Regions from separate parts of the Mus musculus genome. Here region 2 is linked to region 1. The links are chromatin loops, found by intact Hi-C in ENCODE. Cell type or tissue: heart. All regions are shown on one strand. Links, peaks and the distances in the headings refer to the core of each region. The heading gives the core; the rest is flanking DNA. Region 1 overlaps R3hcc1l (R3H domain and coiled-coil containing 1 like). Region 2 holds the start of Hps1 (HPS1, biogenesis of lysosomal organelles complex 3 subunit 1).

What was found. Peaks named below come from ENCODE experiments on the same cell type or tissue, not always from the same donor. Only the 100,000 strongest peaks of a DNase experiment are listed, where the experiment ranks them.
Region 2: a loop joins it to region 1, with 4 times the contacts of the local background. A loop is called at or near these places in 5 of 42 quality-filtered maps.

Annotation. Positions count from the first base shown.
Region 1 is chr19:42,582,137-42,598,564 of GRCm38, forward strand. R3hcc1l (R3H domain and coiled-coil containing 1 like) reads left to right here. Exons shown (of 7, transcript NM_177464.4): 5 at 689-784; 6 at 1,267-1,407; 7 at 8,469-10,120. The coding sequence ends at 8,536. Loxl4 (lysyl oxidase-like 4) reads right to left here. Exons shown (of 15, transcript NM_053083.3): 13 at 15,809-15,945; 14 at 15,362-15,473; 15 at 10,143-13,268. The coding sequence ends at 13,198. Among named protein-coding and RNA genes, the nearest start is that of Loxl4, 22 kb to the right of the region's middle. In heart, for the core only: a CTCF peak has its summit at 7,292 (motif pointing right); no DNase peak of the experiment used is centred there; H3K27ac peaks cover 744 bases.
Region 2 is chr19:42,773,398-42,788,605 of GRCm38, forward strand. Hps1 (HPS1, biogenesis of lysosomal organelles complex 3 subunit 1) reads right to left here and starts at 6,581. Exons shown (of 20, transcript NM_019424.3): 1 at 6,517-6,581; 2 at 5,157-5,249; 3 at 4,725-4,886. The coding sequence starts at 4,841. Gm16244 (a long non-coding RNA gene) reads left to right here and starts at 5,635. Exons shown (of 2, transcript XR_386720.3): 1 at 5,635-5,946; 2 at 6,043-8,177. It overlaps Hpse2 (heparanase 2), which reads right to left. Exons shown (of 12, transcript NM_001081257.2): 12 at 15,198-15,208. In heart, for the core only: CTCF peaks have their summits at 3,577 (motif pointing left), 4,600 (motif pointing left) and 6,684; DNase peaks (open chromatin) are centred at 6,314 and 6,564; H3K4me3 peaks cover 1,464 bases; H3K27ac peaks cover 1,925 bases.

The sequences.
Region 1 (16,428 bases), core at 3,864-11,863:
AGGACTGTGGCCTGTACCCACACGTTCTCTCCCTCTTCTCTTTAATCCAGCATTTGGTATTTGGAAAGGTAGGCACTTCCTCCCTGGCCATTTGCACACTTAAATGTCAGACATGATAAAGACCAAAGTGAGACTAAATTTTACACTATTTATTTTTTTCCTTCAGAAAAAATGAATTAGAAGTAGAATTCTATATAATTCTACTGTAATAGCTACTCTCTGAATATATGGTTGGTCTTTTATTCACAGACATACCCTGGACTCAGGATAGAGCTTAGGCAGAGGATCCACAGCAGTCAGAGATTGACCTCCTGTCTGAACCATCTTTAGAGCATTAATTTGCATGGACTGGATAAAATATTTTTGACTTTGTGGAGCAAAAAGCTTCTGTACTTACCTAACTGGATTTTTGTAGCAAGAAAGTAGCCACAGTGTGCAAATGAGCATGGCTCTGTTTCATACAGTTTTATTTACATTTATTTACAGAAACAGAAAGCCCAGTTGCTGCATTTGGTTTGATCCTTGTTCTAAAGCAATTATTATCCTACTTGCTGTTTACAGATTTTCTATATTTTATGATTTTTTTTCTTGCCACGACACATAACTTGTGTGAACAAATGCTTTGTAAGACATAGCCCCAAATCCTCGTGTGCGCCACTTTCCTTCCTTACCTCTGCTCTTCCTGCAGCTCGCGATGCCCTGGGTACTAAACATACCATGGTGAAGATCCGGCCCTTGTCACAGGCCACAAGAGCAGCCAAGGCCAAAGCTAGAGCGTGTGCTGGTGAGCCTGTAACCTCTCTGCTGTTGTTCCTTATTAATGCTGACGTTGCTACTGGTTCCAGCAGTTTCTCACGATCCAGAGTTCTGTAGACATTGCGTTTCTATGTCAATACTTGTATTGATGTGATTTTAAGGACAGAAAGGAAAAGAGCATGTTGGAAGTGAGCCCTTTGAGCAGCCGCTCGAACTGGCCAAAGACAGGCAGTACAGTAGCCAGGTTCTGATGGCATCCCCGCCTAGTTCACCTGATGGAGTTGTTTGATAGACTTGCTGTAAGAAATTGTGTTAATGCAGATAATACAGCCCGGCTTGTTTGTGCTTCGCCGTACTAATTTCCTTGGATCATCATCTATCAGGGCTGTATTAATTACTGCTGATACTGCCCTTGTTAGTCTGTTTTGTATGTTAATTACTGAGTTAAATCACTTGGAGCTGTAGTGGTTTCTCTTTCTCACTGCCTCTTTCTCCTTTTTTTCCCCTCAGAGTTTCTCCAGCCAGCAAAGGAACGACCTGAGACTTCAGCAGCCTTAGCCAGAAGGCTAGTCATCAGTGCCCTTGGGGTTCGAAGCAAACAGAGCAAAACTGAACGGGAAGCAGAGCTCAGGAAACTGCAGGAAGCCCGAGGTGAGCTGACTGGTGGTCTTTGGTCTGGTCCACAAGGGCTTCACTATGAGGCACGTGTCAGAAAAGAATAATGTGCCTTCCATCTTGTTGTTTCCATCTTCAAGAAGCCTCTCAGATGAATCGATGGTGTTTTCACTCCTGTGTGCACAAGGCGTCTAGTAAATTTACTGTTACTGAGAGGTAGGCTCTGCTTTCGCAACTCTTTCCTGGCTTTTCTACAGTTTGTTTCAAACTAAAAAAAGAAAAAAGAAAAGAAAATTTTCCCTCTGAAGACTTCAGTCTCCCAGGCCTTGTTTACTGTGCTTTATCGCTCCATGACCACGCTGACAGTGTTGTGGTGTAGTCAGATAGCTGAGATCTTTTTTGGTAGAAGGCAAGTTAAGGCAGAGACAGCAACTGATATTGATGATAATAACTATAAGAAGAATTTTGTCTTCTTAACACAATCAAGTAGATTCACCTGACTTCTGATGATTCTCTAAAACCCACGAGTTCTCAGAAAATATTTCCACAGATCCATAAGCAAGACTTTTTTTATAGTTTGGTGTTAAGCTTAGAAAATATCTTCTCTTTATTGGTTTTTTAATTCTAGGTAAAGACTTGGACTCAGGCTTGACACAGAAGTATTTTTTTAACAGCTGTCAAGCTTTAGACAAGTTCTTTGCCTTTACCCAAGATGAATAGAATCAGTGAAAACAATTCTGAAAATTCCACTTACCAAAAAGTGACTTCATTTTTCCTTTAAACCAACTGAAGTTTCAAACTGCTTGTTTATTGCCAGTCTAACAAGGCCATTAATACTTCTGTCCACTATGCTTTGGTGATAGCAGGCGGCTTTCGGACTCTAAGCTGCACCGGCCAGATAACCAGTGAGTGAGAGCATCATGGCAGGGGTTAGAGTTTCAGGAGGGAACCCAGCTAATTTACCTTAATGATGATAATGAGGCAATTCTGTTTTCTAGTGCATTGTTTATCCAAAGGTTGCTTATAGAGGATAGAAGAGAGAAAGGATTGCCTTTGCTTTTGTAGATGGCAAACAACAGAGCTGGATCAAAGGATGTGTAGTATTCCTAACCCTTACATTGGTTATGTCTTAAGAAAGCGGCTCTTGGATGTAGCTACAGTTACCTATCTCAGAGGGGGAGGGGGGGGAGGAGCCTGGGGATGCAGCTCAGTTGTCAAGCTTTTGCTTAGCATGCCCTAAGGCCTTGGGTTCAGTTCCAGCACTAAACAAAAGAAAACAAAAAAGGATGAGGGAAGGTAATGGGAGAGGTATCTACTGAGGAACTGGCTCCCTTTGCTGGACGCCACGCCTTCCGTGTGAGCGTAAATCCCCTGTATCTCTACAAATACCGAGGCTGTCGCTTTGCTGGGATAAGATCGTCTGTGTGCTCTCTCGTTCTCGGCAGGCCCACCATCATGCTGCTTCTCTGGATGTATTTGTTTAAACGCTTTACTGTCCAAAGCACATTTCCGTGGTGCAGTTTCAAAGTGAGACTGTTGACTGAGTGACTTTTGTTTGTTTTTGAAACCGTTCACTTTGTTGTCCTGAATGGTTTAGAACTTACTGTGTAGCCTAGGTTGCCTTTGAACTTACGGCAGGCCTATATCAGATTCTGGGGTGCTGGGCCACCGTGCTAACTTCTCTGTTGCTTTTTAAAATGAAAAATATTTCATAGTTTGTTTGTTTATCTTAGCTGATGCTCTCACGGTGTTGCCTCTCCTGAACTTCAACTTGTAACCATTCTGCCGCAGCTTCTCAGCTCCTCTGGTAACTGGAGCTTAAGAGGCTCTGGGTTGTAATTAAGAGACCAAATGGGTTGGCTGCGTGGATCACAGAAGGCCGTTCTGTCATTCTGCAGCACAGCTCTTCTGTGTCTGAGAAAATGGAGATGGGCAGTTTCTTTTACTAGCATCCTTTTGAATTAAGCAACCTCATGGAGCTGTATGGAGTCTAGGTTCTTACTTAATGTGTTTTGTTCCTCTTAAAGCCTAGAGTCCAGTAGTGACTGTATGCACTAAGCAAAGCTCAAACCAGGGATTACTTTTAGATTCTTTAAGCAATGGCTCCTCCCGCTCTCCCACTCCTCACTCTCCCTTTCTCTGTGTGTGATGTTAGGGTTAGATGCAGGGCCAGTGCAAGGCAGGTCTCGGTCACTGAGCTGTTATCTGATGCTTTGTAGTGTAAGACGTGGATAAAAGGGTTGTCGATGGAGACTCCCAAGTAGAAATTCTGATGGTGTTGGCTTCATACCTCAGATGCAAGACACTGGCCCCATGTCTTAAGCTGACCCCATGAAATTAAGGAACAGAGGTTACCACCTAGGAAATGAGAAAGGGGATTTGAATATAGGCTTTTCTAATTAAAACTCATTTTTTTCTACCCTTTTGAAAGGTTTGGGGGAAAAATTGCCATTTCCCCCTTGGGGTAAATATTACTTTTATAAATAAATTTTTGACGTCCCCAGACAATGCACTATAATAGGCTTCTTTTTAGTTATAGATACCAAAGATTGGCTAGCAGCTTTAACTGACAGAAAATTTCTTTGGTTTGCTATAAATCTGGATGATAGTTTAAACCTGTTTCTCCTTCCTTTTTTCCTTAGTAGGAACCCAGAACATCTGAACATCGTTCTTTACCCTCAGCTCTTTCTGTAAAGACCAAAGGTAGATCACTAAATCAAGAAAGAACCCTGGGCTGTAGTAGAACTGTTGCCACTTAACTAGCTGTGTGGCTTTGAGGTCTTACCACTCTTTCTGTCCTCTTCCCAACTAGTAATGCTTGCTCTACCTAACCACGGGGAGGGTTTTTGAGTACAACATAATTTAATCTTGAAAAGGTGCTTTTACAATCTTAAGATATGGTTCTGTTTTCTGTGTTGTAATATGGCATGAGCATTGACAAGAGTATATTATGTATTGCTGCTCTTCCAGTACACGAAACAGATGGACCTGATCGGTCATGGCATTCTCCCTTGGCGCGGGTACTGACATACCCATTGCCAGTTGATCAGCGTCAGCACGGACCTAACATGTGCTCATTGTCTGTACTGTATGCTATTCTGTTATAGGTCCTTTCATTTATATATAATAATCTAACCCTTCTTTGTCCTCCATGAAGAATTCTGCTGACTGCCAGGGAGTTAAGGACAGAAAAGATAGACGTGCTTGTTGTCTCTGTACATGAACGATACTGATTACTTTGGGTTTTCTTCATAAATGTTAGTATTTTACTCTGGACTTTCATTGCCCTGCCCCTAAAAGAGTTGAACACACCTAATCATTTGAGTTTCTCTGATAGAATTTTCTATCCTACTTGGATTCTCCTGACATTATAGTGGAACAGCTTATACCTCAGTCCTTTAAGGGAGATCACTAAAGCTGAAAAAGTTGAGGAGAAGGAAGTGCCAGGCCACTTAAAGCAAATCGCAGTGTGTGCGTCAAGAGGTGAAAACCTTCAGTACATTGTTCTTGAGCATGAGTAGAGCGTCCTTTGGCCCAGGAGAGCACGCAACAGATCAGAGCTGTGCTGAGAGTGGACGTGGGAGATAGATCATCCCTGAGTGCTTTGGATTGTAGTTAATCAGGTGTTTCAACCACTGCTTCATGCTGAATGATGAAACCGCATAAGTAAAGGGCTCAGCACAGGAGTATCTGGGACATCTTCCTGTGTTCTCCATTCCAAATATTTGATTGCTGACTAAAATTAGAAATGTATGTCACTGCTTCTCAGAATAAGCTGCTCTCTCATCTTCAAAGTCTACTATAATTTTATTTCATAATTTCACTTCATTCTTAGGAGTAGATGATTAATTGGCTGGTTCTAAAAGGCCAGCATTTGGTTCATAGGTCTAAAGCAGAGGAAGTAAATAATTTAATTATTTAGTTTGATTAATTAAATCACAGCAAACTTAGAGTCATCTCTGAACAATACTTGCTCTTTTGTAGTAAAACAGATTTACCCATGGTAGCTAACTCTGGGAAACCTTTTTGCACATTCCATCGTTCTGCAGCACTGTATTACTGACCATAGTCAGATTTTCAGGGTATTTTCATGTTTTTCCTGCCTATTAATCTGAAATTCACTTCATTTCTAACCATATAAGTATGTGAAAAAATTTTTACAGAGATGTAATATTCTTTCTTTCTTTCTTTCTTTCTTTCTTTCTTTCTTTCTTTCTTTTGGTTCAGAGACAAAAATGTCAACACTAGGACTAACTGACCACTTCAAGTGTTGCTAAAATAAACAGCCCGTGGTTCCTTGCACTTAACATACTGCAGATCATCTGCCAGTTAGCTGGGGCCTGATGAGCTCTGGATTACATTCTCCTGGAACACTGATGATTATATAAATACTTGATAAACTTTGTCTGAAGCCTTGCCACAATTAAGAGTTTGCTTATACTGCTCCCTTCTCTTGATCTCCCAAGTCTGCCAGGGAATAAAGGAAGGCAATTAGATTTGCCCAGGCTTGTTCTGCACAAAGCTTGCTGATTATTACTCTGTAGGTGGCGACAAGTGGGTTTTGTGATCATTTTTTAAGTGCCCAAGTAAATTTTGAAAGTCTTTAATTTGCAGCCCTTCTCTTTCCTTCCCTTTTCTTGTCAAATAAAGCCTGATGGGGCGTTCCCTTCTCAGGCCTCAGCACCTCTCTTCTCTGACTTCAGCGGCTCGCTCAGTGGGCATTTCTATCTGTGCTTTCACACTGGAGTGGGCGTCTTCAGGACAGTTTATGGAAATGCTCCAGGCTAGCCATTCCCTTCTACTGTTCCAGTCTCTCCTACTCCCTTCTCCTACTGCTGCCTGGGCTGTTTGTGTCCTTCACTTTACGCTAAATGGAGGCCATGCTAATGACAGCCTTTTTCATGCAGCCAGTCATGTAATGCCTTCTTTTGATAAAGGGACGTGTTTCTTTCAGTTAATTTTTTCACATGCTTTTCCTTTTCTTTTGATATTTTCAGATGCCAGGATCATGGGAAGTATGCTACTTAAAAATAAGAACTGGGTTTTGGCCTCATTTCTTCCTGATAATTGAGCCTTAGCGAGTCATGCAGGTCCCCTGTCCCAGAGGGGAGCACTTGAAAGGCCCCTTTGACCTGTATTCTCTGTGTTTCATATGCTTTATAGTTTCACTGTTTCTGTGTGCTTCTTTGTTTCCATGTTTTACCACCAGAATTGACACACACATGCACACATGCACACATATACATGCTCAGGTGAGACTTAGAAGTTAGGGGACTTTTGTTAGCAAGCATTGAACACTAGACATATTTCAAAATTGTGACTTTACAAAGATGGCACAGTGTCTGTATTATATGTTTTATAACACCAAAAGCAAACACATTAGCACTCATGTTCCTTGGGCAAAGTATGTAACAAGTCACATGAAGTGAACAGTAGAAGCCTCATGTCGGGTTAGGTTTGCTAACAAAAATGAATTTTGACACAAACTTTACAATAAAAACTATTTTCAGAACTTTTGATTTTGGACTTGTGAATTATAGGGCGGTCATATTTTTCTATTGTTTAGGGATAATTTTTCTGATTTGTTTCCTATCTTAATGAACAATTTGAGTTCTAGTAAATAATTTTCCTGATTCCTTTGTTTTTCCTTGGAATTCACAACCAGTTTTTTTCATCCATGGCTGCTTTGCATTTACGTCTTCCCTAACTCAGAACCATGCTACTTTCCTAGGAAGTCCTGGCAAAGTTTGGATAAGTTTATCCTTGGCATTGCTCATGGAGAACCTCAGCCAACCCAAGCCTGCCTGCTTTGCAGTTGAATTCTTTCTTGGGCGTAGTGTTAATCAGCCTTCAGTTTATAATTTGTTGATCCTCATTTTTTTGCCTTGTGTAATTTTGTTGCTATATTCAGATGATGCCACAAGATGGTGCCCAAATAGCAAGGAATTTCTCTCTCACATTCCCAGCCAACTTCCTTCCCCTTAACAGTACAGTCAAGTGTAGTTTAGAGATTTTTTTTTAAGTGATGTTCATGATTTGGAAGATAGGTTGAGATAGCAAGTGTTAAAACTCACCTTGATTTCTGTAATCTACCTGGTTCATGACTTGAAGACTCTTTTGTAGACATTGTCAGTCTGGAATAAGAACTCTTAAAAAGAATCATTTAAGGCTTATAATATGTATTTCTGGTATTAAGGTGAATGGCTGTCAGCTATAAAGTTAGAACTGGTATTGTGCATAAAAGAAACTATTTGGAGCACAAAGTTGTATATGTTATATTGGAGACACCTACCAGTACACCTAGGTGTACCTCAGAGCTCAGTTACCTAGACACTGTGAGCTCCTTTGCTAAAGTGGTCCTCCTGCATTAGTTTTTTAGGTAGCTGGGCTTACAAGCATGGTCTGCTGCTCTCAGCTAGTATATATGTACTGGCAAATGAAAATGAAAAATGAAGTTTCTATATTAAAAATAATTTAAGATGTATTATACAATTTATATTTTTTTGTCTTAAAAATTAATCACTCCTTTTCCTCCATTTTATCTGGTGATTATTTTTTCTTTCTGGAATAGTCTCTAGAACAGTGGTTTTCAAGCTATGGGTTGATCCTTTTCACAGGGGTCACCCAAGACCATTGGAAAACACGGGTATTTGCATTGCAATTTATAACAGTAGCGAAATTATAGTTATGAAGTAGCACACATATAATTTTATGGTTGGGGTCACCACAACATGATGAACTGTATCAAAGGGTCGCAACGTAGGAAGGTTGAGAACCGCTGCTCTAGAACACTTTTGGTTTGGTTTGTGTTTAACGTGTGGAGCCCTGAGTTTCATCCTAAGCATGACAGAAAAGAAAAGGAGGAAAGGTAGAGAGAGAAAGGGGAAAAAAAAAGAAAGAAAACAAAACCAAGAGTAGTATCAATTCTTTAAAGCACTTGGAAAGCTAAAAAAATGTTAACCTCTGGGATCAGGTGAAAGGTGATCAGGGAATCCCCCTGTCTCGTGAATAATCTTTGTCTTGTAATTTGATTAAAGGAGACTTAGTGGCTGTGTGAAATCTATAATCATATGATTAACATTGGCCTTTATTTACAGAGAGAAAACGGTTGGAAGCCAAGCAACGGGAAGACATCTGGGAAGGCAGAGACCAGTCTGTGGTTTGAATATCAGTTCCTGAAAGGAATGAATCCATGATTGGGAAGTGGTTGATATTCTTGAGACAAGAGGATCTTTCCAGAGCTGTGCACATGCAGATGAGCATGTTAAAGAAAACATGAACAAAACAGACGACTTGGAGAACGAGGGTCCAGTCCTCACTCTTGAATTCAGACCTGTCCACTGTGACAGAGACGTTAAAAGGAACTGTCATGTGGGAAGGAAAATGGAAGTGGCTTCTAAGCGTCCTGGGTGGAGCAGGTCATCTTCATGTGGGTCAGGCCTCCAGGAAGTCTGAAGCAAATGTAAAGCAAAACAGGATTCAAGCCTGCAGTGATAGGAGTCGGAGGTCCGTGGCAGGGCAGGGCGCTCCTTAGTACTTCTCAGAGTTGAGAACTGCAGGATGAGGGGCAGCAGTAAGACAGGGAGAGGAAACAGCTCACAGACAGGAGTGCCTGGTGCACTCAGCCCGTACAGAGACTACACTGCTGGCCCAGAACTCCAGAGCCCCTGAACCGCAGCGCATCGTGGGTGTTTGTTCCTGAGTGTGTACTAAGCTTGGGGCCTGGTACTTGGGCCTGCACAGCAGCCGGGTCTGCTACCTTCCTTCCTCACAAGGACCAGCCCTAGGGAACTGAGTGCCGCTCCAGTTTAATCAGTGATATCTTGTGAGAGGGAAAAATTAAAGGCTATTTTATAACATAAATCATTATGGTGTTTATAAATCTTAACCCCCATCCAAAAGCCAACATCAGAAGAAGAAAACAGAAAAACCTGTAAATGAGTTCTCTAGTCTTCAAGTCTCTGATGGTGTGCCTGGTTTAGACAGGTACTAACTTTTATCAGCCCAGTGAGTATAGTGCTCTCTGTCTTCTCTGCCCTAGAGTAGATCCCTAAGTGCCGTCGTGGCAGTTCTGTGTGGCAGCTTCTCTTGCCCTCGTCTCCTCATGCATCTTCCCTCCAACCTCTTGCGTTGTTTTTCCATAGCCGTCAAATCTGACACCCTGCAGGAAACGTCTGGCTCCCAGTGTGTTCTTGGTACGATCTTAGCCTGTGCCAGAGGGGCTTGGCAAGCAGGCCCAGACCATGCAGTACAGTGATGGGCCGAGCCGCCGGACAGCTTAGAGCCACCAGCTCAGCCTTTTCTGTCTCACAGCGGCCTTCTTGGTGGTTTTGGAAAGTCGTTCTGTGCTGAGGAGACGGTAGTGCTGGTCTCTAAGGTGCTGAAGTGGCAGGAACCGGTGTCACATTGTGTTTTCAACTGGGGCAGAAGTTGCTTTTATTCCCGTGACAATGATGGATTATTAGCTTTGTCTAGAACGTGGTAGAATGGGGCTCTTCAAATATCCCTCGATGACCCTGGCCTTGGCTCTGAGTCCTGACCTGCCCCTCTTGCTAGTCCCGGCTGGAGCTCTGTCACAGTTCTTCAGCATTGTTTCTTCACTCCAGGCTTGCCTTTCCAGAGGCTCTGTACAGTGCCACCTTCCATATGTGGGAAAGCATTGTTTTCTTGGTCCTCTGTTTCTGCTCAAGTCTTCAGCTGTGTTCACTCTGCTCGCTCTGCTCTGTTTGAGCAGTGAATACAATGAAAGAAAATACCAAGGACTCCAGTACTGCCTTTTATTATTTTTATGTTATTTATTATTAATATAATAATATAAATATAATATTTATTTTTATATATTACATGTTACCTTATTAATTTTTCTGTTATTAATTTTATGTATGTCTGAATTCCTGGTAACTGTGGAGGCCATAAGTGTGTGTAGATCTCCCGGGACTAGAATTACAGTTGGTTCTGAGCCACCACATGGATGTTGGGAATTGTACCTGGGTCCTCTGGAAGAACCAGGCTCCTAACTGCTGAGCAGTTAACTGATCCAGCCCCCCAGCATGGCTTTATACCGAGAGACACTTTGAAGGCACACACTTGCCATGTTTTCACACCCTACCCCAAGTTAGATACCAGACCATGGCCATACATGTACCAGACAGCACTCACCACTGAGCTACACCCTCAGGCTGGATGACCTTGAGAAAGGACAAACATGTCTGTGAAAGGACTTCTTGTTAGCTGCTTAGAGTCCTTCTCTATAGGCATTGCTAATGTTTATTACCCAGTTTTTAAAGAAGCAACCCATCTTATGTCTGATAATCAGCTACGTTTAACTCTCAGGATAACTCCCATCAGTCTCGGAGAACAGTTTTTTAAAGTCAGCATTTGAAAGTTTTGGGACAGGGCTGTTTTTACTTCCATTGAAAATATGCTTTTTGCTTACATTATTCCAGTAGTCGGGGATGCTGTGTATTAGTAGTAAGAAGTCCCAGCCACGGCTCAAGCTTGTCCATGCAGGATAAATCCTTGGTTTATAAGAGGAGCTAATGGGAGAACACAGTGCGGCTGCTGCTCTCAGAGAACAGAACTCTCCAAGATAAGGAGAGCTGTTTGAGTGCTGTGGCTGCTCTGAAAGAAAAGTTAGCTGTGGGGGATGACCTCTCATGTACACTCTACATATATGTTTTGTATATGGTAAACGTCTAAATCTCAGGGTTATGTAGAATTTCTAGTAGAAAGCTACAGTCCCTGTGGATTCTAGTTTTCTCTTCATAGTCTAAAAGTCTATTAGCGTAACTTCTGAGGAGAGCTTCCTAGCCCTTCTCTGGAGCACACGTGAAGTCAAGGTGTGCCAGGGTGAAAGTCTTCTGAGGTTTTTGGTTCTGTCTGGAATTTGGCGGTTAGTATTCTGTTAACATTCCTCATCTAGTTATAAGTCATGCCAGCCACCAAGCTGCCCGTGTCTTTCCCTTTCAACTCAGAAGTTTAACAGCACAGCCCTTGTATAGCTTTTTCCAGGAATTAGAACTGGCTGCACCTACCACTCGTGTGATGTGGGCCGGAAAGCTGAGAGCGTGCTGTTGGTTGTCTGCCTGGCCTGCTTTTGCTGGTCTCTTGGAAACTAGATCCAACAAGAAGGTGAGGGTAACCTCCCTGCCCAAGTCCAGTCATCACTTGCCACCCCACCCTAGCTAGCTGCGCACATTCTTGTGCAGAACATTAGCTTCATGTGTGAGGATCATATCACTGTTTGCTGGATCCAACAGGAAATCAGTCCTTCCCTTGTTTACCTAAACTGTTACACCAAAACAGGCTTCCTGTGCCAGATGAAGGAGATGACGGAATGGAGGAGACAGAAAAAGGTACTTTTTGTTCACAGAAGGTATCCCAAAACATGTCTTTTGACTATCAGGGTAGCTCTTGTACTGTGGGGAGGAGAATGCTGTAAAATCAGTTCTGTCTGCGAGCATCTATTTTTTTATTTTGTAGCCTCTGTTATAAAAGTCTAAAGTCTGGGTCACACCTTCTCATTCCTCCCCTTCACCTCTCAGCCTTCCTGACCCAAGATTCACTGTTGACCTTGGGCAGCGTAACGGTGAAGCAGGTTAGTGTGAGACCCAAGAAATGTACTAGGGTGGGCTGTGCCAAGGATTGTGTTCCGAGCGTCATCCAGCTCTGGAGGGAAGAGGGCAGAGTGTAGTGCAGTGGAAGCTGCAGAAGCTCAGCTGGTCTGGCCTTTGTGGCAGCCCATAGTGAGCAACCTTTGTTGGCATTATAAGACCTAGAAGGATCATCTGTGTGTATGTCAGTGGAGAAAAGGTCCAGGCATGCCCTGGAAGACTCCAGGTCTTATACCACCTGAGCAAGAACAGAGCACAGCCGCCTCACTGGATGGTGGCCTCTCCCAGGTTTCCTTCTCACTTCTTGTTAACTCCGTCTTCTGTTCCTAACTCTACTAGACCTGTCTTGGTGTTCCTGCAGAGGAGCTTGGCTGACCAATTTCTTCTCAATTGCAAAAGTTTAAGGTGAAGTGGCTTTGGTTAAATCTGAAATTTAGGCTAACCCTACAATGTGGGTGATTCTAAGAGACTGGCCTGCCTGCCAGATATGGCACCTCCCTGGGCAGAGGTCCTCCGAGGCTGAATTCATGTGACCTCAGCCTTCGTCTTGCTTTCTGACTACTCTGCAGGAAAGGCCCTGTCTCGTCATTCTGTGAAACTTGCTCCCCAGCCCCAATAATCGAGGTGTTGACCCATCAGGAAATGGAGGAGGCCTGAGGGTTCAGGGATATTGGAAACACCATGTGTGACCGAATGAAGGTAAAGATGCAAGGAGAGGCTTCAGAGCCTGAGATGCGAGTTCTAAGTGAGGGTAAGCTGAGGGACTGTGTTCACCAGCGTCTCTGCCAGGTGTGACTTTGACATGGTCCTTTTGCGTGGAGCGTATAGCAGAGAAAACGACTCCATCCACAGCTTGTGTTCTCGGGTCGTCTGTCCTTTGGTCCTCCAAGACATTTGCAAAGCACCACTTAGAGGGGGCCTTGGTCACAGTTCATCCCTGAGGAACTTAGAGCTCCTGAAACTGGGAACTGTGCATCAAGTTGTAAAGAAGATCGAGTCTCCTGAAGGAAGAGAAGGTTGAGCTGGCCCAGAGCCATCCTGAGAGAACTGCCATCCCGGGTGATGATCTGGCCACCGAAAGGCCTCCTGAGCAGCTTCTTGGTGCTCCTTGTCACTAGCCCCTTGTCCTGTGAGTCAGGGCTTTGTGAAGGGCATGGCTCCAGTCAGCTGAGGTATCTGGTGTGTGAGCAGAGCTGGGAGTGCAGTAATGGCTTCAGATCAAGTTGTTCCTGAGTCGCTGTTCCTGCTCCAGGGAGAGCTCTGCATTGGCTCGGTAGGAATCTCCTGTGGGCCAAAGCAGAAGAGTTGAGTGGACAAAGCCACCACAGCGCCCTTCCATCAGGGTAGCCAGGCACACCGTCTGTTGTGTGGAAAGGCTATACTGGTTCTCGTTTGTTCCCTCCCCATGTTCTTTCTGTGTGGCCACTCTACCTGGCTTGTCCCCTGGTTTCCACCTGGTAAGTCAACAGCAGAAGGAGGCTCTGCAGTGACAGGGGTTGTCTGTGACTGTAGGTCCAAGCAGCTTCATCTCAGCCTCCGCCATGACAGCGAGCTCTCGAGCTCACTGTCTCCTGGCTCCCCTCCCTGCAAGCTTACAGGGACAGTAGTTTCCCATTCCTTTCCCCCTGGGCTCAGTGTCACTTGTTTCCTGGTCCTCTAAGGAGCTCTTGTCACATAGCTAACTTCAGGCGCACTGCAGTGAGTCGTACCATGTATAGGACTCTAGCACTGTCTTTGTGGGTCCCTAGCAGTCTGGTTAGAGAGGCTCTGTCATCTCTATGTGCACAGTCCCAATTCCTCTCACATTCTCGTTTCGTTCTGTGTCAGCAAAGTCTACTCAAGTTACCCAGATGTGAAACTTTAATGCTCCTTCTTTCTCTCCCATTTGCTGGCGGAGTTTATTTTTAAAACAAATGAGGTTAGGGGTATAGCTCGGTGATAGGGTGCCTGCCCAGCCCATGGAAGGTCCTGAGTGCGTGAGCCTAGTACCACAGACGAAATATAAAGACATCGTGACTGAAATTTTGTCACTGTCCCTGTTTGAGAGATGGAGACCAGGGAGTGCTTTTCTGTTCCAGCACAGCCCCCCTGGGGAGCACGTCAGCGATCTAGAAGCTCACAGTCCATGTTCACAAAAGGAAACTACCCAGACATACTGGCACACGCCTGTACTCAGTAAGCTCTGATCACAGAGGCTGAGGCAGAAGACTGCCCAAGTTGAAGGCCAGCTGAACTACACATACCTGTTTCAAAGAACAGAACATTGTAATTAAAACCTTGAGGCTGGAGGGATGGCTGAGCTGTTGAGTGTGGACTGCTCTTAAGGGCCTGAGTTTGGTTCCCAGCACCCACACTGTGGGGCTTACAGTGGCCTGGGACTGCAGTCCCTCTCGGTTCCATGGACACTTGTGCACATACCTTCACGTGCACACACCATTAAAAAATCTTTAAAAAAAAAAAAGGAGAAAGAAAGGAAGGAAGAGAAGAAAGAAAAGATGAGCCTTTGGGTTGAGATTTCCCCACTGTCTTAGGTTGGAGAGTGGTGGCAGTTAGAAGGCAGCCACAGAATAATTTTTGTCTTCACTTCTGCGTCTTCGTCTCTTTCAAAGCCCTGCTCAAATACCACTGCCTCAGATATCTCATGTACTCTGTCTGCTTGCTCCCCATTTGCTTTGTACCCTTAGGGGTACTCCCCAAGGTAGGGCTTTCTGATTCTATGCCTGTCCACCCTCTACAGCACGACGGCCTGTATCCCACTGTGTGATACTGTGATCAGTACAGTTGTGTAGGTCTTCAAACACACTGACAAGACAGCCCTGCCTTAAATACATAGACCTTAGCAAGTCTAGGCACCGTTCAACTGTGAGATGGAGGGGTTCTGTTTAAAAAGCAGCTACCTCCTTCCTGTCCCTGTCTGAAACTACAGTCCTCTCTGCTGCTATTTGTAGCTGGAGGTAACAGCAGAGATCAAGGAGAACTTTCTCCTGGAAAGAAGGCAGTTCAGGAAAACTACAGGAAATGGACAGGAAAGTGTGTGTTTTGAGACACGGTTCCTCTACATAGCTCTGGCTGTCCTGGACTCAAAAGATGTGCCTGTCTCTCCCCAAGTGCCAGGATTAAAGACTTGCACTACCATACCTAGGCAAGAAAAACATCTTGATGTGGCTTGGGAGGACAGGAAGGAATCTGAGACTGGAAACTAGTCAGTCATCCATGAAGGAATATAGTTGCTAGGTGGTGAGGTTGATGACCAATGTCATCCTACCATAGCTGTCTGTATACACCATCTGTGACACACAAGGCACGTCCAGGTGTACCTCTTAACGTTTTCCAGACCCGGCAGCTATACAAGGCTGGCGTCGCCGTGGCTGCATTACCTGTGTGGCAGTTGTGCAACCAGACTCGCTGTCCATCATACTTGCAGCGGCACCGTATCATGTTATTGGAGAAATCGGACTCTGCAACATCGTTTGTGGGGTTCACAACCACCTGCAGTGAAGGGGACATCAAAGCGGGGGCTGTGGTTTCTGAGGGACTTTACATCTTACCTGGTATTCTGCAAAGTGGTCTTTCTATGCCCTGATTTGCTGATCCTTAGTCACCCCCAGGTGGTAGACATCAGCGTCCCTCTTCACAGATGTACAGATGAAGATTAAGAATTACCCAGTGTCCACTGAATCAGGACTCAAACCCAGGGCCTTGGGGTCCCCTTTGGGCTCTTCCCCTACAACACAGCTCCTAAAAGGAACAGATCTGTTGGATCCCACGGGGAACCACCTTTCTCTGATACCCAGAGCTTCTGTAACTGCTGGAGTCATCCTTACCTGGAAGATATAGTCCCCTGGACCCACATCTGTGATATCCACCCACTGGCAATCGATGTCATGCCGGTAGGTGTCCCAGCAGCCTACAGCCACTCCCTGTTCCCCAAAGTTGGCACATGCATAGCGCCGCTGCACTCCTGAAAAGGACAGTACACAGTTACCATTGCACCGAGAAGGCACATGTGCCCAGGCATTTTGTGGTTGCTCACCGGCTTCATTAGTTAATCCTCAAACTGGCTGGACCAGCTCTGTACTTCTGCCCAGTCCATGGGTTCAGTTAAAACTTGCCTGAGTACAGAATTCCTGCTAGCTGAATTTAGCATGGGCAAACAACATTCATGACAAAGACTGCTACTTTGGATGCTCCAGTAAAAGTTCCTGTTGGCCTGAGAACCGTGAGCGAGGATTCTAGCCTTTCTGAACTAATTCTGTCTACCAGCCCTTGGCAGGCCTGGTTTTCATCTGGATACATCACGTAGGGTCAGACTGTGGGGTACATGTAGGAAACACATTCCTTGCCCTCCAAGAGTTGCTCAAAGTGCTAAGCCTTTAAGGTGATACAAACTAGTGGGAATTGAGAGGAAATAAGGACTTTCCACTGTTTTGGAAGCCAGAAATTG
Region 2 (15,208 bases), core at 1-8,000, 190 kb after region 1:
AGCATGTGTTTACTTGGACATACTCTTCTCCATCATCCCCGCTGCTCCTCCTCCCTTCCCCAACACTCTTCTCCATCATCCCCACTGCTCCTCCTCTCTTCCCCAACAGTCTCCTCCATCATCCCCGCTGCTCCTCCTCCCTTCCCCAACACTCTTCTCCATCATCCCCGCTGCTCCTCCTCCCTTCCCCAACACTCTTCTCCATCATCCCCACTGCTCCTCCTCTCTTCCCCAACAGTCTCCTCCATCATCCCCACTACTCCTCCTCCCTTCCCCAACACTCTTCTCCATCATCCCCACTGCTCCTCCTCCCTCCCTCAACAGAAGGGAGCAGCAGATACAAGAGCCTGTGAACCATTGGAGGAAGCTGAATACTGGAGTGAGGAGAAGGGGGAAACCTCTGAGATTTTTAAATGTGGCTGGGGGAGTTGGCTCCTCATCAGGAAGAATGTTGAAATGCATAAAGAACAAAGGAGTCCCTCACCTTGAAAACAGAACCAAGTGGCTGCCCAGTGGTGATGAGCAGCAGAGGCCCGGGCAGCTGCTTTGCCAACCTTCCCACTGCTCAGGAAGCTAGGCCTGGATCCCACCCCGAGGTCTGCTACAGAGCCAGCCTCTTTGTTGGCACCCTCGGACTACCCACCGCAGCCACTCAGCCCACTCAGTGCTGTCACTGGTGGAGCTCAGCGTAATCGCATGGGGTCTACTCTACCTACAGTTGACTGTTCATGGTGGCTCCCTGGACCTTCACTCCCTAAGAGTGGGGACCACATTGCTACACTTGCTGCTGTACCCCCAGAAGCCAGCAAACCTCAGGCTCTTAGTATTGTTAAACAACTATCCCCTAGCATAGGTAGGAACAAATGTTGGTGATTTATTAAAATTCTATTATTTCCTTTAAAATATTCTATTGTTTTCTTTAACTGTCATATATTATATTGAAAGTCATTTTAAAAACTCTAGACTAAGTGCAGTGACTTACCCTACAGTGAAATAAAAGCAGTAACTTTTTCAATTGAGAATCTTTTGTGACTAATTTTTTCAATACAAATAAAGAAATATTCTTATATATCAATTGGTAAAATGATAAAGTGCTGAAATGATTTTGAATGGCTTTCAACTCATTTTTATTTCTATAAATAATTATATCAAATAATTGGGCAAAAGGATGAAATTCAAGCACAAATAAATATTCCCAATGACAGCTAACTAGGATATATGTTTGTGTGTGCATGCACACATATATGTATATAAATACACATACATAGCTATCTATGTATACAGAAATCATTCAATGCAAATACATTTATTCAAATGTTTGGACATAATGGTACCATTAGGAACTACACCTTTGTGTTCATTTAACAAAATGCAAAAATGATTTGATATAATGAAATGAAAAAAAAATCTAGAAATGAAACATAAATGTGGTCTAACCCCATCATGTAAAAGGTAAAGCCCCAAAGCAGATTTGTTCAAGAGCTAATAGCACTAGGTGGTGGCATTATGAGGTTCTTACAAACTACTGTGTGTTCTCAGGTTCCCCACAAGAACTCCTGTTACTCAGCGGAAACTAAGTGTGACATGCACACATCAGAACTCGGGGACTTCGCTCCTTATGCTAGCTATTTAGGAACTGAAAACACAGGATTTTATTCCTGTACCAAGTTTTTTTTTTTTTGTCTAGTTTTTTAAGACAAGGTTTCTCTGTGTAGCCCTGGCTGTCCTGGAACTCACTCTGTAGACCAGGCTAGCCTCAAACTCAGAAATCCACCTGCCGATGCCTCCCAAGTGCTGGGATTAAAGGCGTGCACCACCACTGCCTGGCCCTGTACCAGGTTTTAATTAGACAAAAGAACTGAAATATTTCTTATAGGTTCTTAAAGATTAGATGTGCTGGTTTTTAAAGATGAAAGAGCTAAAGAGACGGCCTGGTTTTTACTTTAGAAAATCACCTGAATATCCACAACCCCCTGAGTCAGTCTTGTTTCCTCTTAACAACGGACAAGGGCATCACTATACTGATGTTGATGCTGATGCTGATGCTGATGGTGATGCTGATGGTGATGTGGACATGGGGAGGGGAGTGAGTCCAGCCAGGCACCTGCCTTATTCTTGGCTCTGGGGGAGCAGCTAGATTTGTGTGTACCAGGAAATGCAAGAATGTTTTGATCACTGCAGTTCTAATAAAAAAGTTTAACCCGGGCTGGAGAGATGGCTCAGTGGTTAAGAGCACTGACTGCTTTTCTAGAGGTCCTGAGTTCAATTCCCAGCAACCACATTGTAGCTCACAACCATCTGTAATAGGATCTGATGCCCTCTTCTGGTGTGTCTGAAGACAGCTACTGTGTACCCATATGCATTAAATGAATGAATGAATGAATGAATACATCTTAAAAAAAAAGTTTAACCCAAAATTAACCCTGGAAAAATGCTATTAAAAAAATAAATGATTCCTGTGAAATGCACAATGGGAGTTATCTAAGAGAAGACGGCAGCCATTTCTGAGCGATACTAAATACACTGGATGTCCACATACAGAATAGCTTCCGGCCATACGCTACACTACATTCAAGGTAAAGGCTCATTAGGTTCAATATGAAATCTAAACCTAAATCTGGCATGGAGGTGTGTGCCTGTAATTCCAGTACTTGGGAGGTGGAGGCAGGAGGATTGCAAGTTAGAGGCTGGCCTGAGCTACCTAGTAAAATCTTGTTTGAATAGCAATAGGGGCTGGAGGTGGCTCGGTAACTAAAGATGCCTGCTGCCAAGGCTCACGGTCTCAGTGTGATCCCCATGACAGCAGAAGGAAAAGCAAGGCGTCCTCTGACCGCCACACATGGGCTGTGGCATGTGCACACGGGTGTGCATGCACGCACGTAAACAAAAACTCAACAATAATGAAGACAACAAAACTCCCCAACCAAACCAAACCCCAAGCTAAACCAACTCCGGGAGAAGATCTGCGGAAAACTCCTTGCAATTTTAGGTTAGACAGAGATTTCTTAGCTATGTCGCCGAAAGCCCAACCTGTAATTGCCAAATTGGAAAACTGCGCTATCAGAACTATATACGCGTGCTCTCTGCAGGCACCCTCAAGAGCATGCGCAGACAAGCCGCAATCTGGGAGGAAATATTTGCAACGGAGATCTAATAAAAGACATGTCTGAGCTGTGTAAGAAACTCTAAAAATTCAATAAGGATCACTTGAGAGAACTGATCTAATATAGGGAACAGATACAGCAAAGTAGCACACGAGAGGCCGCCCAGAGTCACTAGTCACTGAAGGATGAAAAATACAACTCGAGATTTTAGCTGACATCTATTAAACTGGCTAAAATAAAAAAGGATGTATATTAAGTATCAACGAGGAACTGGAAAGCGACTGGTGGGGCGTAAAATGGTGGATACCTCTTCTGTGGAGAGTTTGGGGGGTCTCTTAAGAAGTACAGGGACTGGAGAGATGGCTCAGTGGTTAAAAACATTTGCTGTTCTCCCAGAGGATCTGGGTTCTAGTCCCAGTAACCACATGACAACTCACAATTTTTGGTAACTTCAATTCTAAGTGATATAATGCCCCCTTCTGGCCTCAGTGGGCATTGCATGCACATGGTATGTAGATACACTGTTAAGACCTGAGGTTAACCTATAAGGCCACCCACCCCAGGACCAGGTAACTTCCTGGAATGCTGGGAGTTGAAGTTCTCTGAAAATAACTACGCTCTAAGGGAAAATATGGTGGCTGTATGGGTTTCTCCTTATAAGCCCCTGCAACATGTGTCTTAGGGCCACTCAGCTGGGAACTCCAGGGGACAGTCCTGACCAAAGCCCATCCCAGTCAGTATTTAATTAAAGCTTGCTTCAAATTCGGCTCAAAATGGTGGGACTGGTTTTTCTCCTGCAAATCTCAGGATTAACAAACCACGAAAGAAAAACATCCATACGCACAAAACAAAACAACAACAAACACCCACAGAGTCCAAACTCACACAAAGATGTGTATGTTCACAGCCAACATATGTCTATGGTAACCAAAACCTAAAACCAAGTCAAACGTCCACCAAGAAGGAAACGAAGAAACAGATTACAGCCTATAGATATGAGAGAACTGGTTGACTGATAGGCGCTAATTGGGACAGATGAAGACATGGCAAAGAGTCACGCTGAGGTAAAAGAGCCAGCCCAAGCCAACCACAACACAAAATGTACCCACACTGCTGTGTATGATTGTTCTAGATAGGTCTACATAACAGACTCACCGGACAGCAATGGCTCACTGACTCTTAGGGAGAAAAGAAGTGAAAGAGGGGTTAAAGCCTTTGGGGGTGGCAGACAGTTCACTGACTATGATGGAATCACAGATATAGATATATCGGACTATATAATTTAAATGTGAACAGATAACAGTTGGTCTAGTTATACTTAATAGAGTTGTTAAAAATTAATCATTATGGGTACGCCAAGCTTTTCAGATGGAGAACCTGACATCAAGTCTCCCTCTTGTGAGGCTAAAATTTACCCCCTTCCCCAATCACTGGCCCAGACAGTGAGATAGGAAATCACAGTACTCAAGACATCAAAAGGCTGCCCCCTGTTGGCCAGGCACAGGCCCTGCGGACTCCTCCTGCCTGCCTGGAAGAGGCACTGGGACCTCCTGGCCTCGGGTGGCTCTGTGGCTCCTCTACCAACCCCACCTCCACCAGGACGGCCTGTTCTGTAATTACCTCCTCTTCCTCATCCTCTGACTGCTGGAGCTTCAGCCGGAGGCTCTCAGCAAACTCCTCATCTGTCCAGTAGAAGAGGACCTCTGCGCCCTCGGTGGCCACCAACACGCACTTCATCTTCCAGGGAAAAGCGAGGGCAAAGGTCACATCCGTGAGTTCAGCCTGGGTAAGGAGATGGGCTTCAAAACAATGGACACTCACGGAACCCTCGTCTGCATGCCTGCCATCACCCAGTCCTTCTGGGGTTCCTGTCTTTGGTTCCCCCAATGAAGTAGTGACATGGGGGGTGGGGGCAGGGCTGGAGAGGGGGAGGGGGAAGAAATGTACAAAGAGGTGCATGTGGCAGTTCAGTTCGCTCCTCTCATTCTGCTCTTCAAGTGGGTGCTGCCCACCTCTCCACCCTCCATCCTCCAGGAGAGGAGCATGGTTTACCTTGGCAAAGCACACAGCAGGGCTTCTGAGGAGCTAGATACTCTGACCAGGTCAGCAGACAACAGCAGCACAGCATCCTTGGGCCTGCAAATGCTTAAGGCAGAAAAGGCATGAAGGCATTCAGAGGGTCTGGTTTCCACTGCCGCCTGTTCCTGAGAGTGGACAACCTGGACACGGGCTGAGAAGTCACAGGTTCCCCCATTTTAAGGACCACAAGCTAGAAGGTGTCCTTTATGTGGAGCAAGCGTTGATGACACATTAGCTCCTACCTCCTCTGCAACTGGACAGTTTATATTTGGGTCACTCATTCACACACAGGTGGGGTCAGCAATCCCACCCTGAGCAGCCCCAGGGAGCGGTGAGCAGGGATGGGTTACTACACAACCCATCGCAAGCTGGCAGGAGGTCCCAGTGAAAAGCTGCATTCGGGTTTGGTTCTGGTTGGGCTTTCCTAAGGTCCCATTCAACTCAGAGATTCAAACTCCTCTTGGGAGGCCAGGGAACAGAGCGCTGTTGCACCTTCCTACCGGGTTACGGGGTTCCTACCAGCCAGGTCGCAACCTCAGCCCAGTAGGCTCATCTTAAGGACAAGAACGGTGGGTAGGTGTTATTCTTATTTCCCGGCTTCAAATAACAAGAGAAATAAGCTGCCTCTGGAATCCTCCCATTTTGATAACAGGCAAGAAGAATCTAAGGCGGAGGAGGAAGGTTTGATCCTGGGGATTTTGAAAGCAATGAAACTCTGAGCCTGGCTGCACCATTCTCGGGCTTGCCTTGATGGTAACTTCCGGTAAGCACCCGCATACTTTTCGGTGGGTATCTGGTTTTACGGTTGCGGCTAACCTCATTTTCTGATCTTTGTTCTCTTTATATTTTGCTCTAAAAGGAGGAAACTTTGAAGAGAAGGGCGATTCTGAGAAAAATCCCCTGCACCCACTTTTACCACCCGGGTCACAGTTCTCTCATTGTCCCTAGCAAACTGTCCCCGTGGCCTCTGTCCCGCCTAACACAGCTCAGTTGGGGGGTGGGTGCGAGGGGTGGGGACTATAGCCTGTGATGCTCCAGCAGGAGCAGCTGGCCTAGGAGGGAGTCTCTCCCTGCGCCGCTTAGCACCGCCTCACTGCGTGGCTCCGCCCAATAGCTGCTTAGCACTCTTTCAACGACACCCAGAAATTCTGACGTACCCTCCCCCTCTCCTCCCGGGGACGAAGGCCTGGCTTGTGACGCCCGCTCCAAAAGGCATGAGACTGATGCGGGTTTCCCCGGGTGCCCGGGCCTCTCCAAACTGGGAGAGCTTGCCGGAGGTGCCCACCGAGGGGCGACCCAGGACTGCGCTTGGTCACCCACGATGCCCACGTACCGGATCCGCGGCTCGCACCGCCCAGCGTGTAGCCAGCCTGCGGCGCGCTTCCGGGTAGGACACGTGACTCAGCCACATGACCGGGGCCTGCTTTGTGGGTTCGAGCCCCGCCCCGTCAGGCATTGCTCACCCTTCAGGCTACTGTGCTTGCTGGTCACCCGCCGCTAGGGAGCCGTGCCACGTTCACCCTGGCATAAGTAGGTATCTCACTGCCTTTAGAGGCACCAGCTGAGCCGGTGACATTTCTAGAGTCTCTTTTGCTTGATTTAGCTAAAGGGATTCCCCACAGATTTACAGAAGGGGCAACTGAGAACCCCGAGGGAACCCCCTTGCTGAAGAAGGAACAAATGGAACCAGAACCCAGGTTTCCTTGCACCTTCACCTGGCCCTTCCCAGCCTTTCGTTTTCTTGCCGAATCTAGTTGTAGGTGAAAGGTACCCTTTTTGTGGGTGCTTTCCCTTACTTACCTCCAGGGGGCGGAACCCGTGTGTCTTAGTCAGGGTTTCTATTCCTGCACAAACATCATGACCAAGAAGCAGTTTGGGGAGGAAAGGGTTTATTCGGCTTACACTTCCATACTGTTGTTCATCACCAAAGGAAGTCAGGACTGGAACTCGAGCAGGTCAGGAAGCAGGAGCTGATGCAGAAGCCATGGAGGGATGTTCTTTACTGGCTTGCTCAGCCTGCTCTCTTATAGAACCCAAGACCACCAGCCCAGAGATGGTCCCACCCACAAGGGGCTTTTCCCCCTTGATCACTAATTGAGGAAATGCCTTACAGCTGGATCTCATGGAGGCATTTCCTCAACTGAAGCTCCTTTCTCTGTGATAACCCCAGCTGTGTCGAGTTGACACAAAACCAGCCAGTACACCATGCAGAAGAGCCCAGCTACCTTTGGGCTCCTTGATTTACAAAGGTTCCCAGTCTGACTGAGGGCTGCATACACATTAGGGCTTTTGTCTTGAACCTGCGAGTGATTGCATACTATCAAGATTTTTATGTGTATTTGGAGGGGCAGAAAGAGTGAAGAAGGCCAATGGAGTCCACAGAAGAGGTTGGGCGCCTACCACAGGTCCTCATTGGGTACCTTGGTGCTTCTGAGAAACTTTGTGTACGACCCAGCATGAGCACTCCGCACCCACTAGGCAGAGGCCAAGAGCCAGTGCTGCGGCCACTCTAGCTACCTAAGGTACAATTAAACAACATCGCAAACGCCTGCGCCTGCGCCTTCGCCACCACCCTGCTCAGCCAGGCTCCACAGTACAGCCACAAGCATCAGTCTCCTGGAGTCCTGAATCTGCCGACACTATCCTGACTTCGGTCGGTCATTTCCCCCTTGTTTCAAACAGTTTGTAAGCCTGAATAACTGTTACCCGTGAACAATTTATAACTAATCTAGTCCATGTTACCTGATGCTAGTGACTTGTGTCTTGCAGATGACTAAAGAATGGCGCCGATCATCTCTTCATGTGGTTTTTCTCTTCATTTGTGTAGCTTTAAAATTTTTTTTGCTTTCAAATAAACATTTATTCATATCTTCTACCCCTTTTATTATTATTATTATTAATCTATTTTTAGCCATTGACTTATTATTGGATTGTAAGATTTCTTTATGTTGTAGATATGTTTTAAGTTAGATATATATTAAAAATACCATTATTTGATCTGTCTCTGTGTGTGTGTGTGTGTGTGTGTGTGTGTGTATGTTTAAGTGTGGCCCATGAGTACATGAGGAGTTTACTACTTTTTGGTCAGGCTAGCTGCCAGCAAACTCTAGAGTTACCTCCTGTCCCGGCCCAGTCATGAACACCTAACCTAAAGTCCTCATTTTATAGATGAGGACTCTGAGGGACGGAGAGTCTGGACAATTTCTCTTCTGAAGTGATCAAAATGGGTCTGGTAGTGCTGCCGTGGCCTGTGGATGTGGCTTAGCTTCTGCACCTTCAGTGGCCCAACTGCCCACCTTGCAGTTTGCTCTGTAACTCATTCCTCTGAACGGAAACTTTCTCTTTTGGTGGGAGGAGGAGCCTCTGAGGCTCGGGCTCACGAGAAAAGCCTTGGAGACTCAGTAGATTATAGGATTCTCGTGGTCCCTCCCCACGGTCATGAAAGCTAGGGAGAGGAGACTCTGGTGGAGCCAGGGAGGCAGCTTTCATGACTTGTCCTCTATGCTGGGTTGGGTATTGTGTGGTGCAGCTGCTCTTGAGTAGCCCGTGCTCCTGGAAGTCACCTCAGTGAATGTGTTCAGTCATTAAGCTAGACCTTGAGGGAGTCATTTTTTTTTTTTCTGGTCTATCGTTGATGCCCTGTCTTGGCGGAGTAGACTTTGCACACATCCTTCCAGGAATGTGGGAAGCCACATGTGCTGTTGCAGAGTGGCGCTGGCTACTGCTGGCCACCACGCATAAGTTTGGACAAACAACCAATGTGTACATACGCAGTAAAGCTTTTTGTCAAGTCACTGCCTGGCGCGGGCATGTTAATGAGTTACTGAGAATATAACCAATCAGATGTGAGACATGCAAATGAGGTATGTTAATGAGGTTCTGTGAGGTACTGAGAGAGAGTAGTCAATCAGATGAGGAACATACAAATGAGGCATAGTGCATAACCAATCTGGGTGTGAGACACGCCTCTCCTAGGCCTATATAAGCAGCACCAGTTCTGGGCTCAGGGTCTCTTCGCCTCTGCAATCAAGCTCTCCCAATAAACGTGTGCAGAAGGATCCTGTTGCAGCGTCGTTCTTGATGGTTGAGTCGGGCACACGCAAGACAGGAAAAGTCACACACTATCTGGGTTTTCAAATTGTTCTTCACATGTCCAGTAGAGGACGCAGTATCTAGTACTATTAATGTTCACTAGTTCACTAGGAATGGACTAATTCAGGTTGTTCTTTGATTAAAATGAGCCAAGAACTTGATTGTCAGGACTTGAGGAGTGGGGCAGGTGAAGGAGAAAGCTCGGGTAGGGCACTGTGTAACAGGCTCTGTAGACTTTGGAATCACCATAGAAACCGTAATCATCATCCAATAGCAAACCCGTGATGGGGTCTCATGCCATCCATTGCTTCCCAGGTGTAGTGGCTATTCCTGGTTGTCAACTTGACAATATTTGGAATGAACTACAATCCGGAATTGGAAGGCTCACCAGTGACCCTTATCTGGAGGCTTGGAGATCCTTATCTGGATCTTGGTTTGAAGATCTTGAGCCATAGTGGCTATGGATTCCAGAAGATTGAATCTCCGAGTTTAAGGAACACACCTTTAATCTGGGCTACGCCTTTCATCTGGGATTAAAGGTGTGGTGGAACACACCTTTAATCTGGGCTACACCTTCTGCTGGAGACAATATAAGGACATTGGAAGAAGGAAGTCTAGCTCTTGCTCTTGCTCCTTCGCCTGCTTGCTGCGTGAGACTGAGTAACTGCTAGATCCTTGGACTTCCATTCACAGCTGCGACTGAATCATTGTTGGGAATTGGGCTGCCGACTGTAAGTCATCAATAAATTCCTTTACTATCTAGAGACTATCCATAAGTTCTGTGACTCTAGAGAACCCTGACTAATACACCAGGCAAGGGCTTCATTTTCTAGAGCCCAGTTCTAGATGGGTCTGTGGACCGAGTGGAAGGGATTTTATTGGGGTGCAGGCCAGGGCCCTCACTATTCTCACTTGATCCCACATGCTCTCTCTCCTTTGTTAGTCAGCCCCTCTGGTACCCATAGCAGCCCTGAAAGAAGGTGCTGAGGAAGGCAGTGGATCCCCGTCAGTCTAGACAGGAGTGACTTGTGTGGGACACAGCCTTTGCCCCTTTCACATCCCCACCGACTGATATGTAATATAATATGTAATATTAATATATAATATGTAATATTAATAACCCCAGCTTCCGTAACCAAGATGCCCAGGATATCTAACTTGAATTATGAGAGACAATTTCTACTTCAGTTGTCTGAGGCAAGGCTTGTTGAGAGCAGGAAGACAGCGTCATGAAATCAAAGGACCTGGTGTGTGTTAGGTGTGTGTTAGGTGTGTGTTAGGTGTGTGTTAGGTGTGTGTTAGGTGTGTGTTAGGTGTGTGTTAGTGTTCAAGTCTCAGTGCTCAGACTTAGGTCCAGGAGTGGTGTGGAAAACTGTTGCCTCCCCCCCCCCCCCCCAACAAAACACCCTGACCACGGAAAGTTAAAGTAGTCATATTTTATTTCTTACAAAACATTACCTTAAAGTAAAGAACTACCTCATGGACTCGAACTCCCTGCAATCGCCAGGTTTGCAAAAGCCTCAGTCTCCTGTGTGTTCTGGATGCCTTTAACGCCTGTTAGAATCCCTGTAGACACAGCCTTCCCTGAAAGGTCTCCTGTACTCATCTCACTGGCTGCCAGATGAATAAAGTCAAGGCTTCTTTCTATTTCTTCTGAAATGATAATTTATTACATAACATTTACAAGTTGGACCTAGGGTGTTTTCCTGAATAATAATTAGAAGAGTAACGTTCCTGACTTGGGTTGTCAGAAGGACTCCTTTCCTGCAGCAGGCTAGCGGGGGGCCATGGTAGGAATTAATGAGCCAGTCAAATGGAAACTTCTCAGCTCCTCCCAAATGCTCCCAGCTCTCACAGGGGCTGCTCTGGAGTTTTGCATGTGGTATCACCCCTGGGGTGCTGCTATCCCCTTTACAGTTCAGTGTGGGCAGATGAAGAGACTTCCATACCTGGGTGGGGGAGGGAGGGAGGGACATGGTGCCTACAGAAGTGCTGGCTGGCTCTGCCATTTACCTCCAAATGATGCAGAACATATCAACCATCACCATCAAAGGTGGGGGTTGGGGGGCTGGAGATAAGTGGGAATGGCTCTTAGCCTGTCCTACAGAGAAACCCAGAGAAGCAGACCAGGAAGGTCACTGCGTGTCATGGTGAGCCTGGACTGCAGAGGCTTGTCTTCCTCACTGCTGCCTCACTTCCATCTTCCTCACTTCCATCAGAGCTGCTCCTGGGCTGCTTTAAACCTGAGGTCAACACTCTCCTGGCAGGTCAGGCAAGCGGGTGAGACATGGGATGGGCACAGGGGTTGAGAAAGCTATTGGTGGGCAACAGAGCTGAGGAAATGGGGTGGGGGGAGGCTGTTGTCTCCCTCCTCCTGGTGACAGTGGAGTCTAACTACTGATGAGAAGGAGGACATCCCCACAAAGAGATGGCGGTCCTTCACTCTAAAAGTTCCAGCTGCTTGGGCCTTATACTAGGATAGCTCATCTTGGCATTGCCTCTGTCTGGGATACTTCTCAGTCTCTTCTTTTCAGGGGCTGGAGGCTGAGAAATGAGCACAGACAATTCTAAAATTGAACCCGTACTCTGTCTCAGAAGAGCAGATTTCCTTGGGCTCCCTCTTGGGGACAGTGGCTGACAGAAGGGAGGAGCCACCAGCAGGGTGCAGTAGTGCTGGGACTGCAGGGAGAGCTCTTCCTTCCTGGCCTTCTTGGGCACATCACTATCATGCTGGGTAGCTCTGCTTGCACCTCAAAACAGTGAAGTCTTTCTGTTGCTTCTGCTATGACCATTATGGGAATCTACCTGGTTTGCCTTTCCTTCTGCAAAAATTAAGCGTTGACCTTTTGTTTTTGGAAGAGAAGGCACTCTGCATGGATTTGCAAGGCGCAGCCTCAGAGTCCTTTGTGCATGCTGGACACCCATGTGGAGCACACTGGAAGATGCTGGTCTGGCCCAGAATATGCTGGCTGCAGATGCTCAGGGGTTAACACCCCAGCACCCCAGCGTTCACCCTTGGTGCTGGAAGTGGGTGGAGGACCTTCAGGCAGAATTATCTTTATCCTACATGAGAGTACAGGGCTTTGAGCCCACGCCCTCTGGGGGCTTACAGGATTCCCCGGGAAGGGCAGAACTACAGAAGGAGCCCAGGAGAGAGAAGACTGCAGGAGGAATCCTGGTTTTGGGAGCCCCAGGTCTTTAGTCTCACAGTTGCTTGAGTCTGATATTTTCAAGCCTTTCTCCAGCCAGAGATAATGCTAATATCCCACAGAGGCAGCTTTCCGAAGCGCATTAGAAAAATGGGGACTTTCTCTCCCAATAACAAAGAGAATTTATTCTGAGGCTTTGTGATAAGAAATGAGAAAGAAAATCATTCCTAGAGGCAAGGGGAGCGGAAAAGCAGCTCAACAAAAGGCACAGACTTCTCATTACGAGTGATTACTCTTTCAGTGCGCATATCCACAAGCCCATTCTTTGGTTTAAAATGAAGGGCTCTTAAGTCTCTCATGATCTCTGCTGTATCTGGCTTGATGAAGGAAAACTGACCCAGAGAGGCCGCTGGGGGAGGACTGCTTTACTCTCCCCAGCTGCCTCGCTGTTTACTGCAGACTGTCTTTGGGTAGAGTCCCCAGAAAGAGCAGCATCACTGTTCCTCCCACCTCTCTCCCAGGGCATCAAGACAGAAGCCCCGTGACAAAGTTGCTGCACAGTTGTGATGTTCCGGTGAGTGTCTCGGTGCCCTCTGAGAAATGCAAGCAGGTCTTCCTGGAGATAGTTGTGAAGACAGAGCTGCGGGGCTCTGAAGACAAATCTCATTGCTTCCCTCCTCCCCCTTTGTTAGCTCAAAAACAAACAGAACTTCCACCTCTTGGGTGCAGCATTTAATTCACAGAAAAAAGACAAAGGCGGCAAAAAATGACCTACATTCTGGGAGGCTTAGTGAAGAATTAACGCCTATTTACAGAAAATGTGTTTGGGTGGGGCTCTGGAAGTCTTGGCTATACCGAACAAGCAGTCCACCAGGTGAGGGGCAAGTCGGTGACAGGAAAAGCCGCTGTGCTTGGTGACTAAGTAGGTTCTGGATGATTCTTCAAACCAACCCATTTCACTGTGTGATGCTGGGCAGCCTAGCGACCGTCCCATGCCTCACAAGTGCTTGGGATAACAACAGTAACTTTATTATGCGGCTTCTATATATGTAAAGCAAACTAGCCTGGGGCCTGGCATTAAGGGCCTCTGATCACCTTGCTGTTATCAGCGGCCCTGCAGCTGCCCCCAGACAAGTACTTAGAAGAGATTCTGATACATGTTCAAGGAAAAAAAAAAACAAAAAAAACCCAAAAAACAAATAACAAAAAAACCCAAAAAACAACAACCCATCTGTCTCCTTTCCCATCCTCCCACATTCTTCCTGACTTTGGTCCACCTGTTTGTCTTTTCTCTTCCTTCTTCCCTCCTTCCCTTCCTCCCTCCCCTCCGACCTCCAGTGCTATGCTGGGCTTCCATGGAAGGTGCCTGAGAAGGGAAGCTCCCTGGGAGCCTCTCTGGGTGAGCAGTCTCATGGGCCACCCTTCCAGATGCTGCTGGGTCCAGCCTGTCTTCAGTCCTCTGCCCTTGCATGCCCTAGTGTATCTGCTGTGTGATGCTCATTCTGTACTGAAAATAAGCACCCCAAAGTCCAATCCCACTGTCTTCCTTATAGGGAGAATCAGATGGGTGGCTCCCCTCTACCAAATCCCCAGCTCTCCAAGCTGAAAGTCTTGGGCACCTTGCGGTCTAACCTTCCTCTTGTCTCTCACTTTGCAAACAGGACTAAGCCCTTATTCTTCAGGCATCTTAGGCACACCTCTGCTGCTCCCCCAGGCCTGTCTATTCACACCAAAACAGTGTCCCTGACTTATCTGGTACCCAGGAGAGTCAAGGGTCCTCTTTCTCCTTGAAGGCAGCATCATTCACGTTGTTTTTTTCCTGAGGTCAGCCATGTCCACAGAAAGTCCGTGTGACTGCAACTTGCTTCCAAAGACTCCCATACCCTGTTGCCAAATAAAGGTCCCAGGCGTGGGCTTTAAGTCCCTCTCCTGCCTGCCCAACTCAGAAGCCCTCCACATAGCATTCATCTGTTTTGCTATCAGACCAGTTTCCCATCCTTCCTTAATAGAGCCAACAGAAGACTTTGCACCATGCGTAAGCACACCCACCTGGGGTAGGGTGGAACTGGTCACCTTCAAGCTTTCTCCCTAAAATGCACTAAGACTCGGCTACTTGGGAAGAGACAGAAAAGTTCGACTGTCTGCAGTGACTTCATTGATACTTTCTTCTTCTAAATGGTTTTTGGTCAACCAGACAACTAAGGCCTTCTTACTGTTTTGAGTCTTTGAAATCCTTTCAGTTTGAGGGCAAGGTCTAAATTGCTTTGTTGGATTGGTGTGTGTGTGTGTGTGTGTGTGTGTGTGTGCTCGCGCACACTTGGGTTTGATGTTTCCGTGTGCTTTTTCTTTGTACTACAACTCCCTCCCTCCCAGCAGCATAAAGAATGATGATTTCTTCTTGTGGAGCCTAATACATTGCTCTCCACTCAGTGAATATTGTTACCTGACCCCCATTCTGAGCTGGAGGGAATCTAGATCCCCAGAGGAATAGAACTTTAGAGTATGACTGTCATTCTACTTGCGAAGCACCCGTTCCCAGAGGACCAGCAGTGATGGATGCCACTGTCAGAAACCCAGATGCACGCACTCATACATCAGCCAGGAAATTATATAAACAGCTCACCCAGCAGGCCAGAGCTGACTCACCCATTAGCTCCCTATGGGAAGAGAGGTGTCAGGAAACCCGAGGCAGCAGCAGGAAACAGACAAAGGAGGAGTTACAAGAGGATTAGAGTTGCACCCCCATCTCTTCCTCCCCCATCCTCTGCTGATGGCAGCAGCCAT